Linked DNA regions of Homo sapiens: region 2 is linked to region 1. A link is an interaction called in ENCODE POLR2A ChIA-PET data of the cell type or tissue named here. Cell type or tissue: HCT116. All regions are shown on one strand.

What was found. ChIA-PET counts read pairs that join two places held together with the same protein. Peaks named below come from ENCODE experiments on the same cell type or tissue, not always from the same donor. Only the 100,000 strongest peaks of a DNase experiment are listed, where the experiment ranks them.
Region 2: POLR2A ChIA-PET joins it to region 1 with 6 read pairs; 1 of 35 experiments calls an interaction of 5 or more read pairs at or near these places.

What each region holds. Positions count from the first base shown.
Region 1 is chr2:11,199,087-11,207,086 of GRCh38, forward strand. ROCK2 (Rho associated coiled-coil containing protein kinase 2) reads right to left here. Exons shown (of 33, transcript NM_004850.5): 21 at 2,966-3,035; 22 at 2,224-2,327; 23 at 1,871-2,057. Among named protein-coding and RNA genes, the nearest start is that of SLC66A3, 48 kb to the left of the region's middle. RefSeq lists a silencer at 4,417-4,711. In HCT116, no CTCF peak of the experiment used is centred here; a DNase peak (open chromatin) is centred at 4,605; H3K4me3 peaks cover 355 bases; H3K27ac peaks cover 1,158 bases.
Region 2 is chr2:13,042,820-13,050,819 of GRCh38, forward strand. The region is part of intron 1 of LOC105373436 (a long non-coding RNA gene); the gene reads left to right. Among named protein-coding and RNA genes, the nearest start is that of MIR3125, 310 kb to the left of the region's middle. In HCT116, a CTCF peak has its summit at 3,977 (motif pointing right); a DNase peak (open chromatin) is centred at 3,942.

The sequences.
Region 1 (8,000 bases):
GATGGGGTTTCACTATGTTGGTCAGGCTGGTCTCAAACTCCTGGCCTCGAGTGATCGCCCGCCTAGGCCTCTCAAAGTGCTGGGATTACTTACAGGCATAAGCCAACACACCTGGCCTGAAGGAAGTTTTACTGTAAATTACGTGTTTTGCCTTTCCACCCATGACTGTATTTCATTATATACACATGAAACAATACACAGTGTGGCTTTATGTGATTTTCTTTTTTTTTTTTCTCTCTTTTTGGAGACAAGGTCTCAAGCTCTGTTGCCCAGGCTGGAGTGCAATGGCGTGCGATCACCACTCACTGTAGCCTCAGCCTCCAAGGCTCTAAGGATCCTCCCACCTCAGCCCCCATGAGTAGCTAGCTGGGACTATAGGCATGAACCACCACACCTGGATAAAAAAAATTTTTTTTTTTTTTTGGTAGAAACAGGGTCTCACTATGTTGCCTAGGCTGGTCTCAAACTCCTGGAGCTCAAGCAATACTCCCACCTTCAACTCCAAAAGTGCTGCAATTACAGGCATGAGCCACCATGCCAGGCTGCGATTTTCTATCTTACTGAATTTATCTTTCTGTAATTGTTTTCACTCAATAGCATATTAAGGCATTAAATTGCTGATACAAATGAAGATCTGATGTAATAGTTCCATCTTCTATTACATTTAATGCATGCATTCATTCATTCATGGACATTTGAGTTTTTGCTAAATATTTATGCTGCTATAAGCATTGTGCCTAAATTTCTATAGTGTATTTATCTTAATGTGGACTTTCTTCTGACTGCATTATGTGAATGCCTAAAATTTACTGGAAACTGTCATACTACTTACTGTACTATGCCATACTAAATTTATACTACCCATAGTGAATAAGAATGCCATTTTCTAGACATTCTTCAGACACTTGAAATTGTCAGCTACTGAATTTCTGCCAAAGTGATGGGTATGAAATGGTATTTCAAAGTTGTTTTACCTAGGCTTTTCCTGAACAATAGTGAGGTTAAGTACATGCTTATATATTTAGGTTTTCTCTTTCAGCTAAGTTTTCTTCCAAATTCTTTAATCTTATCTTACTGAATTGCAGACATTCTACATATACTCTAGATACAAATCCCTTGTTTAATAAATATATTACAAATATCTCCCTTCTGTCATTTGTTTATGCTGTCTTCTGTCATATGCAACTTTTAGATTCTGTTCTGATAGCTTAAAATTTTTATTTTTCATAGTCCTTAAGATAGCTAGAATTTACTTTTGTGTGTGATGTAGTGGGGATTTAATTTTATTCCTTTCCATATAAAAACACAGTTATTCTGAAACCATTTATGAAATGTGTCCTTTCCCAGTGATTTGTGTACTGCCACTCCCATCATATATACCAAGTTCCTGTATGTGCAGAAATCTTTCTGGCCTCCCTTTTCATTTCCACTGAACAGGATTGAATATCCCTGTTCTAATACCAGACTTTTTAATTACCGCAGCATTTCAATAGGTCTAGTTAATTGATAGGGTAAACCTAACTACTTGATATTTGACCTCTCTCTGAAATTTTTATTGCAATTTTTTCAACCTGCACGGAACTGTTTTCCTGGTAGTTTCAAGATTCTTCTGAACTAAGTTCTGTTTAAAAAGAAAAAAAAAAATGACCCTTTCACTTTAGACCTTTAACTTTGAATTCATTAACAGGTGAAGTCACTTTTAGTAAGCTCCTCTGACAACATTGAGAAGGTGGCAGTTAACTAGATTAAAAATCTTGTAGTCAGCATATATAATTTTTCATTTAGATCTGTGATACTTAGTATGTCTAAAGAAGGTTTAAGATATAGCAATTTAACTATAATCCAAAAAAGCACCAAGAATTTGACTTACAGAAGCAATTGTAGCATCTTTTTCCGTAAGTTCCTGTTTGTGTCTAGCCATCATCTCTTTGATCTCCAGCTCTTTCATGATCTTCTCTTTTTCCAAATCAGAATATTGTTCTTCAGCAATTGAACGAGCCAGTTGCTCAGAATCTGCTTTGGTCAAGGTGATCTCCAGTTGGGCAGCCAAAGAGTCCCTACATTTTAGCAATATATCATTTTAATGGTTCAGTTTTCACTATGAAGTGAAAGTTTTTGTCTAATTCACTTCATCAATAATTTTTTATTTGGTGATTACCAGGCATTGTTCTAGGAGCAAAGTATACAGCTATGAACAAAAAGAGACAAGGGTCTCATACTTACCGTTCATCCTGTAATTCCTGTTTCTTCTGCTGCAATTCTTTACCAAGTTTGGTCTTTTCTTCACATTCTTCTTTAAGCTCCCTAACTTGTGTTTTATAAAGGGTCTAAATAGCAAAATACAACAGAAATGCGTATCATCATCAGAAATATTACTTCTACATTCAAAAGCTATTCAGACAAAAAGGAGAATGAACACATACAAATATTTTCTTACTGCTAAGTCCCCGAGCAAATGAATAGTTTAATGAACTTTCCTATTTCTAGTCATCAATTAACTAATACAAGTTCAGGTAATAATTAAGAAGCATGATTTTCAACTGGATATCACAGTGATATTTCTCATTTAATAGCACAGATAGGTAAAATGAATAAGGAGGCAAGGAAAAACATTAACAATTTAGACAAAAAAATGTTATTGGCTTAAATCAATAAAACAGGAGTTTCTACTTCATATTTTTAAAACTGATCTCAAAAAAAGCACAACTATTAAAATGATAATTTTATTACAATTTTATTTCTTGCATTATGAAAATATTTTCTTCCTGAAAACAATGCTGTTAATCAGCTTCACCAGGTATGTTTTGTGCTTAGAATTATTTTTCTAGCAATGATAATAAATTTCTCTTAAACTATCTACATTCTTTTGCCCAGCTGCTCTTTTTATATGAGTTGTATGGTATAAATAAAATATCCCAACCAAAACTCTGTTTGCTATTTGCAAATTAATGTGTCTTGAACTTACTGAGAAATACTGTTCTGCTTCGAGCTGATCCTGGAGCTCTTTCATTTGCCCATCTGCATCCTGACGTTCTCTGTGAGGACAATGAATCAAAGGTTTAAATAACTTACACATATTTTAAACGAGCAGCTCTCAAAGTATGGTCTGGGGGAAGCCCTGGGAGTCTCTGAGGTTCTTCCACAGAACCCATAAGGTCAAATCATTTTCATAATACTGAGCACCATGGTTTTTTTTAAAACTCTCATTCCCTCGTTATATACCGTATGTACTTTTCCTGAGGCCACATGACTTGTAATTACATCATTCTGATGGCTAAAATAACGTGTTTGTGTGTTCCTGTGTTTTAAAGTTTTCTCAGTTTTAATTTCTAACACAATACAAATCATTAGATATAACAAACGTAAACAAAAACTCATTTGGAACCCTTGATGATAATAATAATAATAATTATTATTATTTTTGTTTTTGAGACGGAGTCTCACTCTGTCGCCCAGGCTGGAGTGCAGTGGTGCGATCTGGGCTCACTAAAAGTTCCGCCTCCCGGGTTCACGCCATTCGCCTGCCTCAGCCTCCCGAGTAGCTGGGACTACAGGCGCCTGCCACCACACCTGGCTAATTTTTGTATTTTTAGTAGAGACGGGGTTTCACCGTGTTAGCCAGGATGGTCTCGATCTCCTGACCTTGTGATCTGCCCACCTCAGCCTCCCAAAGTGCTGGGATTACAGGCGTGAGCCACTGCACCCGGCAGAACCCTTGATAATTTTTTTAAGAGTATAAAGGGGTTCTGAGACCAGTGTTATACTAAATCAACATTGAATCACACATTCACATACAGACACTGTGATCAGCCATTTATGCCAACAAGTAGAATCCAAAGAGCACCTCAAATCTGGTGATCTCAGTGGGGAGTGCAGAATGCCTGGGAGGGGGCTTCTGGGGAGGCGAGAAGTGCTGGCTTTAGATCTAAACATGGATGGTGGCTGCACAGATTTGTATACTTTGTAAAAATTCACTCAGCTCCACACTTAGTATTTGTGTACTTTTTCTGTATTATGTTAATCTTCAATAAAGGAATAAAATAATAAATAAAATAAAAGCAAGCCCAACAACCCATTTAAGAAGCTGGGTTGAAATGGTACATTAAATTCTGGCCTTATTTTAAAAACATAAAAATTATAGTTATCCGAAACCAAAACTAAGGAGGAATAAAGCAAGTTGGAGAACAATACAATTTGTATGATATAATTTAAAAACAAGCAAAAAATAGAATCAAATGTACAGAAAACTCAACCTCACATATATTTGTTCAGATATATAGATAAAGGCACAGAAAACAGTCTGGAAGGAGAAATAACAAATTGTTGATATGTTACCTCTGGAGAGAGGAAAATGTCTGCATTCATGAAGGAGAGCTTACGTACTGCTTTTTTTTTTAAATGTAGTCAAGTATTTTACAATGGGAAGCTATATGAACACCACTTGGGTATTTTTAAAAACTACAATGCAGGAAGACTCAGAGGGAGCACGTGATTTAACCCTAGTCTCTTCAGTTCGTATACTGCTTAGGAGGTTTATCCTCATTCCCATTTAACATAATTTGGTCACTTTGTTTACTCACTGGCTCTTAAACTTGTGGGTAAAAAGGGAAGTTATGACTCAATGTCACTTAACTGTGTCATTTCTGTATTTTATTGTTGATGAGTATACTGTAGAGAATTCATGATTCTTATTTCTCCATGAGTCAAAGATGTGAGAGATGCAATTTAACAAATATATGAAAGGTCAAGTTTTAAAACTGTCCGATCACTGTCAGCTAAGCCCACTTGTAGCAAACCACAGTATAATTTTAACATCAGGACCTTCTTCAAGAGCTGATATCTTTCATTTATATGTAACTTTTATAACCTAATATTTATTAGGTATTTAAGAAAAGTAATTTTCAGAAAGTATTATTTCAGAAAGAACCATGTAATTACATGATTACAAATGAGGAGTACAGAACAGAAGGAAGAAATTACAATGAGAAGTAGAAGTCTCCTCATTTGACACCTCTCCACCCCTACTAATCCTATTCGCCTAGAAGAAATAACTGTTTCATTTGTGTTTTATCTTTTGGTGGTTACCTCCACATCTCATAAGTTTTAGATATTATTTGCCCATTCCCTGTTGTCAGACTTGAATTTAGCTCTCTTGCCTTCCCCAACCTCTCCCCACCTCCCAATATAGTTGTATCACTCATCTAAGTGGTATAATGAACCCCCCATTTCCCTCTTATAGCAACCACAAACTATAATCTCCCCGGTTTACTAGATGAGAACTCTAACACTCCTATCCTGTCATTGTTTTTGAAATTTCATGAGAATATGTCTAGATATAGATCTTTTTTCATTTATATGCTGAGTCCCTTCAGTCTAAAGACATTTCTCCTTCAGCTAGGGGAAATTCTTCTCTATTATTTCTTTAATTTCCTCCTCTTGGTTTTTAGTTCTTGCTGGAATTCTTATTCGCTGGGTGCTAGATCTCCTAGAACAGTCCCTCTGGGCCTTACTTACGTCTTTCAAACCTTCCATGACATTTCTTCTTTTGTTCTACATTTTAGGAAATTTCTTTGACTTTGAACCCTTCCAACAAATTTATATTGGCAGTAATTATTCATCTTCAAGAGCTCGTTCCTATTCTGGCTGTTCCTTTTACATTGTGTCTGGTTCTCAATTAATGGAAGCAGTATCTCCTGAAATCTTTGATCAATACTAATTACCAGTAGCTTTTTACAGTGCTTTTGTTTTTCCAGAACTTTTAGCAGTTCTCTTCTACTCCTTGATATATGTTTCCTCCGGGGGCACTTTTCCTCTTTCATTATCATAATCTTCCTCTTTCAGATTGCAGGCTTTCCTCAAATGTTTAGTGATACTTGGTTATTTACTTGCAAAGGGGGTGGGAAAAACTTTAATCTCTATGTATGTAGGAGTTTTCTCACTGGCAAGCTTCAGTTTAAGATGAGAGGCTTTAAAAGCCAGCATTAAGCAAAGGGACCCCTAAATGCCAGAGTGAGAAAGGCTTTTCACCCCATATTAGCTGTTCTAATTACCCCAGAGGTTGTACCCAATTACTCTGTAGAGGAGAATGCTCTGATAAAAACCTTAGTGGTGGGAGGTGCCTGGCTGCAGACATATCTGCAAGGTTAATGGTAGAGTATGATCAGCAGATTAGTTCATTTAGTGTCACAACTTACTCCAGGCCTTATTTGCTCTGAATACTTCTTTTCCATCTATATCCCACTTCATGTATACCCCTGGCCTTATATATACTCCTTTCTTCTTTTGTTCTACTTCATCAGTCACAAGGCTTCCATCTAACTGCCATCTCATTCACTAGAGAACCTTCTTGCCCTCCAACCCATTCTCATTCTTATTTATTGTGGGTTTATATATTTTTTAATTCCTTTACTAGAGTTTTTCTGGAATCTTACAAGAAAGAAGAGATATACATGTTGGCCATTTTAAAAAGAAGCCAACATAGCACTTCATATGTAAATTCCCATTGCATGTATTTTTTTTTTTTTTTTACCTTCTATTCACTTATGTACCTGCCTTATCTTCCCCACTGAATAACTAATGATAAAATGCTAGTAAACTTCTCATGGGTAGGAAATGTATTTGGTTAATCTTTCTATCTTTCATAGTAACTACTACAATGCCTTACACCTAAGAGGGATGTAATCATTCATACAACATTTATTGAGGATGTAGTATATGTAAAACCTTAATCAAGGATTGGGGGCCGGGCACAGTGGCTCACACCTGTAATTCCAGTACTTTGGGAGGCAAAGCCAGGCAGATCACCTGAGGTCAGCAGTTCAAGACCACCCTGGCCAACATGGTGAAACCCTATCTCTACTAAAAATACAAAAATAAGCCGGGCATAGTGGTGGGCACCTGTATTCCCAGCTACTTGGGAGGCTGAGGCAGGAGAATTTCTTGAACCCAGGAAGGGAAGGTTGCAGTGAGCTGAGACCACACTATTGCACTCCAACTTGTGCAACAAGAGTGAAACTCCATCTCCAAAAAAAAAAAGGACTGGGGAGAACAAAATATAAATAAATGATTTTTGCCCTTCAATTTTAACCCTACAATGAACACTTCCTCTATAACCCTATTAGGTGGCTAAGATAGAAAACATGGGTGTCTTTGGTGGGGAGAGGTAAGGAAAAGAGGGACTAAGAAATAACAGAACGCCATTCACTTACAAAGAAAATAAGAGGCATATACACTAGGTATAAACAAAGCATTATTAGAAGTGGGAAGGAAACACAACCTAGATGATTAACTAGCTCTTACATCTGCATAAACACTATCGTTAGAATAAAAAGCTGGCCTGAAATAAGAGAGAAAAATAAAGCTAATATACAGAAAAAAAACCCACAAAAAACACAAAGACAAAGATGTCTGATTACTGTTCCAATTTCTAGTTCCAATTTTAAAAGTTTAAATCTCATGAAGTTGAAGGTCTAGGCTTACCCTGGCAATAAATAGATCAGCTCAGCAAAAAGAACAAAGTCTACTTGAATATTTTAAGCATCTTTTCTTAGATAGCATCAGTCTTACTGACCTGTCACAGGTATGCATAAAGCAGACAATTATAATGAGGATACATTAGTAGTAGCTGTAGTAGTTGTAACAGTAACAGATCTAGCAGTAATAGTCCCTAACACTTATCATATGATGGATGCTTTAAATAAACCATTGCTATCCTTTACAAGATCCCTAACAAGGAAGCTATTACTGCTCCCTTTCACAAGTGTGATAAAAGGCTTAGAGAAATTAAATCATTTGCCCGATGTTGGTTAGTTGGTAAGTAACAGAACCAATATTCACAACTCAGTCTGTCTGGATCCAAAGACTTTTTTCTTTCCACTCTATCACACTGTCTTTCATCAAACAACCGGGATCCAATATGACCTTTGGTCATGATTAGGAAGAAGTAATTCTCCTACTAATAGAATAAATGGGACAAATTTTAATAGTATATTTACTATATA
Region 2 (8,000 bases), 1.8 Mb after region 1:
GACTCCCACACAATAATAGTGGGAGACTTTAACAATCCAATGTCATTATTAGATAGATCAGCGAGACAGAAAATTAAAGATATTCAGGATTTGAACACACCTTTGGATCAAGCAGACATGATAGATATCTACAGAACTCTCCACCCCAAAACAACAGAATATACATTCTTCTCAGGACCACATGGCACTTGCTCTAAAATCAATTATATATTTGGAAGTAAATCACTCATCAGCAAATGCAAAAGAACTGAAAACATAACAGTCTCTCAAGCCACAGTGCAATTAAATTAGAACTCAAAATTAAGAAACTTACTCAAAACCACAAAACTATATGAAAATTGAACAACCCGTTCCTGAATGATTCCTGGGTAAATAATGAAATTAAGGCAGAAATCAAGGAGTTCTTTGAAACCAATGAGAACAAAGAGCAATGCACCAAAATCTCTGGGACACAGCTAAGCAGTGTTAAGAGGAAAATTTATAGCACTAAATGCTCACATCAAAAAGCTAGAAATATCTCAAACTGATGCCCTAACATCACAACTAAAAGAACTAGAGAACCAAGATCAATCAAACACCAAAGCTAGCAGAAGACATGAGAAAACCAAGCTCAGAGAAGAACTGAAAGAAATAGAGACACAAAAACTCCTTCAAAAAACAATAAATTCAGGAGCTGGTTTGTTGAAAAAATTAATAAAATAAATAGACCACTAGCTAGACTAATAAAGAATAAAAGAGAGCAGAATCAAATAGACACAATGAAAAATGATAAAAGAAATATTACCGCTGACCCCACAGAAATACAAACAACCATCAGAGAATACTATAAACATCTCTATGCAAGTAAACTAGAAAATCTAGAAGTGGATAAATTCCCAGACACATACACCCTCCCATGACTTATCCGGGAAGAAGTGGAATCCCTGAATAGACCAATAAAAAGTTTTGAGATTGAGGCAGTCATAAATAGCCTACCAACCAAAAAAAAAAAAAAAAAAAAAAAAAGCCGAGGACCAGATAGATTTACAGCTGAATTCTATCAGAAGTACAAAGAGGAGCTGATACTCTTTCTTCTGAAAATATTCCAATCAATTGAAAAGGAGGGACTCCTCCCTAACACATTCTATGAGGCCAGCATCATCCTGATACCAAAACCTGGTGGAGATACAACAGAAAAAACAAACAAACAAACAAACAAAACTTTAGGCCAATATTCCTGATAAACATCAATGCAAAAAATTCTCAATAAAATATTGGGAAACCAAATACAGCAGCACATCAAAAAACTTATTCACACAGTCAAGTTGGCTTTATTCCTAGGATGCAAAGCTGGTTCAATCTATGCAAATCAATAAATGCATCACATAAACAGATCTGAAGACAAAACCTCTTGATTATCTCAATAGATGCAGAAGAGGCGTTCAATAAAATTCAGCATCACTTCATGTTAAAAACTCTCAATAAACTAGATATTGAAGGAACATACCTCAAAATAATAAGAGCCATTAATGGCAAACCCACAGCCAATATCATACTGAACGGACAAAAACTGGAAGCATTCCCCTTGAAAACTAGCACAAGACAAGGATGTCCTCTCTCACCATTCCTATTCAACACAGTGTTGGAAGTTCTGGCCAGGGAAATCAGGCAAGAGAAAGAAATAAAGGGTATTTCAATAGGAAAAGATGAAGTCAAATTATCTTCATTTGCAGATGACAAGATCTGTATCTAGAAAACCCCATAATCTCAGCTCCAAACCTTCTTAAGCTGATAAGCAACTTCAGCAAAGTCTCAGGATACAAAATCAATGTGCAAAAGTCACAAGAATTCCTATACACCAACCACAGGCCAGCAGAAAGCCAAATCATGAATGAACTCCCATTTATAATTGCTACAAAGAGAATAAAATACCTAGGAATACAGCTAATAAGTGAAGCGAAGGGCTTTTCAAGAACTACAAACCACTGCTCAAGGAAATCAGAGAGGATGAAAACAAATGGAAAATATTCCATGCTCACGGATAGAAAGAATCAATATCGTGAAAATGGCAATACTGCCCAAAGTAATTTATAGATCCAATGCTATTCCCATTAAACTATAATTGACAATCTTCACAGAATTAGAATAAACTATTGTAAAATTAATATGGAATCAAAAAAGAGCTTGTATAGCCAAGATAATGCTAAGCAAAAAGAACAAAGCTGGAGGCATCATGTAACCAGACTTCAAACTATACTACAAGACTACCGTATGAAACAGCATGGTACTGGTACAAAAGCAGACACATAGACCAATTGAACAGAGTAGAGAACTCAGAAATAAGACCACACATCTACAACCATCTGATCTTTGACAAACCTGACAAAAACAAGCAATGGGGAAAGGATTCCCTATTTAATAAATGGTTCTGGGAGAACTGGCTAGCCATATGCAGAAAATTGAAACTGGACCCCTTCCTAACACCTTATACAAAAATTAACTCAAGATGGATTAAAGACTTAAATGTAAAACCCAAAACTATAAAAATCCTAGAAGAAAATCTAGGCAATACCATTCAGGCATAGTCATGGGCAAAATTTCATGACAAAAATGCCAAAAGCAATTTCAACAAAACCCAAAATTGATAAACGGAATAGAATTAAACCAAAGAGCTTCTGCAGCAAATCAAACTATCATCAGAGTGAACAGGCAACCTTCAGAATGGGAGACAATTTTTTTAATCTATCCATCTGACAAAGGTCTAATATCCAAAATCTACAAGGAACTTAAACAACTTTACAAAAAAACAAACAATACCATCAAAAATTGGGCAAAGGGTATGAACAGACACTTCTCAAAAGAAGACATTCATGCAACCAACAAACTTATGAAAAATAGCTCAACATCACTGATCATTAGAGAAATGCAGTTCAAAACCACAATGAGATATCATCTCATGCCAGTCACTATGGTGATTATCAAAATGTCAGGAAACGATAGATGCTGGCGAGGCTGTGGGAAAATAGGAATTCTTTTACACTGTTGGTGGGAATGTAAATTAGTTCAACAATTGTGGTAGATGTGTGGCAATTCCTCAAGGATCTAGAACCAGAAATACCATTTGACCCAGCAATCCCATTACTGGGTATATACCTAAAGGAATATAAGTTTGCCTACTTTCTACTTCAAAGTATTTGTGGAAAGAATGTGACAGATCAACAGATAAATACATTTTGAAAATGACTGGACTGGGTAGTCTTTCAGTCCTTCTATCCTGACATTGTAAGGTCCATAATGACAACAGGTATAGTAACTTGAGTTAACAAAGGTTTTCATATGCAGGGACTTGATGGGATTCATCACAACCTTGCAAATAATGTTCTGTAGCAAAAAGTCATTCAATTTTGAATGAGAAGATCTGGGTATACAACGTGATTCACCATTAGGAGGTATATTAGTCAAAACATGGAAAATATTTAAGCCTTATTATCCTTTTTTATAACTTGGGATCTGTAAGACTGCTTTGTGAATTTCACTGTGTTATTATGAAGATTATTATAATAACATATGGGACATTTCTTTGTAAACCATAATATGGCCATGAAAATATTAGTGTTTTTATATCTCTTGCTATTGTTATCTCAATCTTTTCTATTCAATTTTTCATAGAAGAATTTAAGTCTTCACCTAAGATCACAGCATTAAGATTTATTTTTGAGTTTGTCCAGTGAAGTACTCTTTCCTCATAAAATAATACATTTTGATGACATTAAGAAAAAAAAACCCAGAAGAAGCTACCATTAATATTACCATGTTTTGACTTAGTATTTATAAGGAAACATAATTTCTAAATAAGTAAAAATATATTTGGTATGATTTATTTAAATTTCATATTGAACATTTATTTATGATTCTTCACAAGTATTTCTGATATTCTCGTTTTCACCAGAAGAGGCCACTATGACCAAACTTTCTGAATTTATTATCAATTTGAACAATTCCATTTAGTTTAGAAAATTGTTATGCATGTCAAAAGTCAATGATCAGGAGTAAGTCTTTTTCCTCTTTAAGCTCCTTTTGAAAAGCAGCCTTCCAACTGAGAGTAGTAAACATATACATTCTTCCCTCTGATTTCTTGTAAAAAGCCACAGTTTTAAAGGTTGATAGACATAGATTCAAGTCTTAGTTCTACCACAGAGACAAACTGCTTAACCTTGGCAAATAGCTTAAACTTGTTCACTTTTCTAAAAAGAAAATAATGATATCTAGCTTTTTTTTAAAGATTAAATAAGCTATGATTACTAAATTACTTAAAACAGTGGCTTAACACAAATGAACAAATACTAGTTCCGGTTACTCTAGAATGTCTGGTATATCCTTTGTCAGCAAGCAGTTTTTAACGGATCCTAAAATGCTTTAGGTATTTTTACGTGAAAATGAAAAAAATGAATGGAAGATCAATTTCAAGAATGTTTACGAGGTTAATATGCGGAAGTTTGAATAGTTGATGAGGGGAGATTATGAATTTATTTGTTTTTTTTCTATAAAGTACATAATTTCACAGTGGCTCATGCATGTGACCCTAGCACTTTGAGAGGCAGAGGTGGGCAGATCACTTGAGGTCAAGAGTTCAAGACCTGCCTGGGTAATATGATGAAACCCCATCTCTACCAAAAATACAAAAATTAGCTAGGTGTGGTGGCATGCACCTGTAATCCCAGCTACTTGGGAGGCTGAGGTGGGAGAATTTGCTAGAACCTGGAAGGCAGAGGTTGCAGTGAGCCAAGATCGCACCACTGCACTTCAGCCCAGCGAGAGAGCAAGACTCTATTTCAAAAAAAAAAAAAAAAATCTTTTAAAATAGCATATATTACTTTGGAACTATAAAATATTAAAATTAATGAACAATAACAACACACTGTGCTTTAGATACTTTTTCTACTTCTGTAATCATTTAGCACATAGCTGTATGTAAAACAAACTAAAATACTAAAAGAAATGCTCATTTGTAGCCTGTCAGTATGGACCCATGCTATCCTTTTGGGTTAGAGCTATTGAATGTTTTTCTTTTTATTGTATCATAAGAAAATGTTAATAGAATATGGTTACAATGGAAAAATAATTATTCAGAACTTAAAACATAGGTGAAGAAAACCTCTGAAGAGGAGTCCTTTTGGAATACCATCAGTGGTAAATATGAGAAACTTACCATAATGACTTTTCTAAAATATGTAAATCTCCACAATATGTTCTGATTTTCTGAAGATCAAGCCAAAAAAATAGAATAATTATACTTCAGTGATTATTTTAATGACTTATAGATAGAAATTTAATGACTTATAGACAGCTGTGCAATTTTCACAAGGTTAAACCGTATCGATAGTGTGGTTCAAGTTAAATATTTTTCCTTTCAATATAAAAATCTCTCATGCTTATATAGAGCTTTTCAAAGACTTGTGCATTTATCACACTTGTCATAAAATCACTTACATAAATAGAACATTTAAAATAAAGGATCTCACAATATCCGTTTTTAAATAGGTTGAAATTAAAATTTGTCACGTAATTTTCATCTGCTTGTTTATTAACAGCATAAAGAAGCCGTGCAACCCAACATAAGAATTTCAGCTCTACATGATACTTCTCTGTGCCCACTTATTGCCTTACTCAATTTGAGGTAACACTTTTCAGAACCTTGTATTAAATCACTTTTTTGTTTCCTTGTCTGAAGGGAAACATATTTCTAGTCTACATCATGCAAATATAAGTAATAATATTCAACTTATTCCTTAAGGCCGTCTTTAACACTGTATTATTATCAATAGTTGTATAAAATGTAGAATATAACAGTTCTAAACACAATACTAGAAAACCAAACCTACATAGAAGACCGAGTTCATCATGACCAACTTACCTTTATTCCAGATAAAGTGATGATTCAATATTAGAAAATAAAATTTACTACTGTATTAGTCCATTTTCACACTGCTGATAAAGACATACCCCAGACTGGACAATTTACAAAAGAAAGAGGTTTTCTGGATTTACAGTTCCACATGCCTTGGGAGACCTCAGAATCATGGTGGAAGGTGAAAGGCACATCTCACATGGCAGCTGACAAGAGAAGAGAGCTTGTGCAGAAAAACTCTCGTTTTTAAAACTATCAGATCTCATGAGACTTATTCAATATCATGAGAACAGCATGGTAAAGACCCTCCCCCCACCCCATGATTCAATGATCACCTACCAGGATTCCCCCATGACACATGGGAGTTGTGGGAATTACAATTCAAGATGAGATTTGGGTGAGGACACAGTTAAACCATATCAACTGCATTCAAAATGAAAGAAGAAATTACAATGATGTCAATAAATAAAAGAAGATTGATATAAATGTAACATAAATTTACAAAAACACTATTAGAAGTTTAGGAATGTAAAAAGTCTTGCCCAACTTGACAAAGGGCATCTATGTTTAAAAACTTTCTAAAATACTACCATAAATAGGCAAAGTTTTTGGAAAGCATTCCTTTAAACATCAGGAAAAAGGCAAAAATTTCCACTTTACTCACAACAATTCAACATTGTTCTGTAGATCCTAATCAATCAATAAAATAATTATAAAATTTGAATTGTATGAATTAAAACTGTGATTACAAATCATAGTGATTGCAAATCACTAAATTGTCTAATAGAAAACCCAGAGCACTAAAAACATAATAGTAACAATAAATATCAGAGACTATCAAGATAGCTAAATTTAATTAGTAATTATGAATTCATAAATATGATTAAAAAGAGATACCATTTATAATAGCAGTAGAGCATCAAAGATTAAAGCCAGTAAATTATAAATACAATTTAAGAAATAATAAATTATTTAAGAAGAATATGATATTACATTTAAAGAAACCAACATAATTGGAAAAATCTTATAACAATAAAGAGAAATCATTACTTTCCCCCATAATAAGGGCTAGATTTTATCCAATTTCAATGAAAACATTAACAAATAATTTAAATTTGAGAAGATGATTTTAAAAGTTACATAGGAAAACAAATGTTTAGGAGCAACCATGGCTTTGTTGTAAAAGAAAAATTAGAAAAAAAGTAATCGTGCTATCATTTATCAAATCTTATATAGACATATTAATTAAGGCACTGTGAAAATAGAAGTAGGATAAACAAAATAAGCAATAAAAAGAAGACAAATAAGAATCCCAGAAATAGACCCAAACATTTATGAATATTTTATATAAATGGCATTACTAAGATAAGAAGGAAATATTTAATAATGCTGCTGGGAAAAGTTGATAATTTAGATAGAAAAATAAAATTATGTCCCCACAAGACACACACACACACACACACACACACACACACACACACACACACACCAGATAGATTTAAAACTGAAATGTGAAAGGCAAATTCTTCAAATCTGAGAAGATAATCACAATGACCTTTGGGTTACATGACTCAAAAAATATTAACTATAAGGAAAAGGAACATTTCAGAAAATTTAACTATATTAAAATGGAAAAGAGGTTTTTTATTAAAAGAAAGAAAAACTCAACTTACAAACTGAAATAAAATAGCTGAAATACATATAAATAATAAATGATTAATATTACAAGCATATAGGAGGATTTAAAAAATTAAAAAGTTATTAAAAATATGACATAATATAAAATCTTAAAAAAAGGAGCAAAGAAATAAGCAGATATCATGCCTATGGAGGCAGGCTTAAAAAACATTAAAAGGTGTTCAGCCTCTTAAGTAGTTATGGAAATGAAATTAATGCTGTTATGAAATAGCTTTTTATACTCATACAATGACAATAAAATACAATATCTTATACTATTATGTTTTTGTGATCATATGGATTGATGAGTAATACAACAGAATGCTGATGGGAATGTAAGTTGGTACAACATCCATTGTACAGTTGGGTACAATTTTTTAAGGCAATTTTACAGTTTTGTAAAACAGTTTAGTATCATGTTATAACACAGAACAGT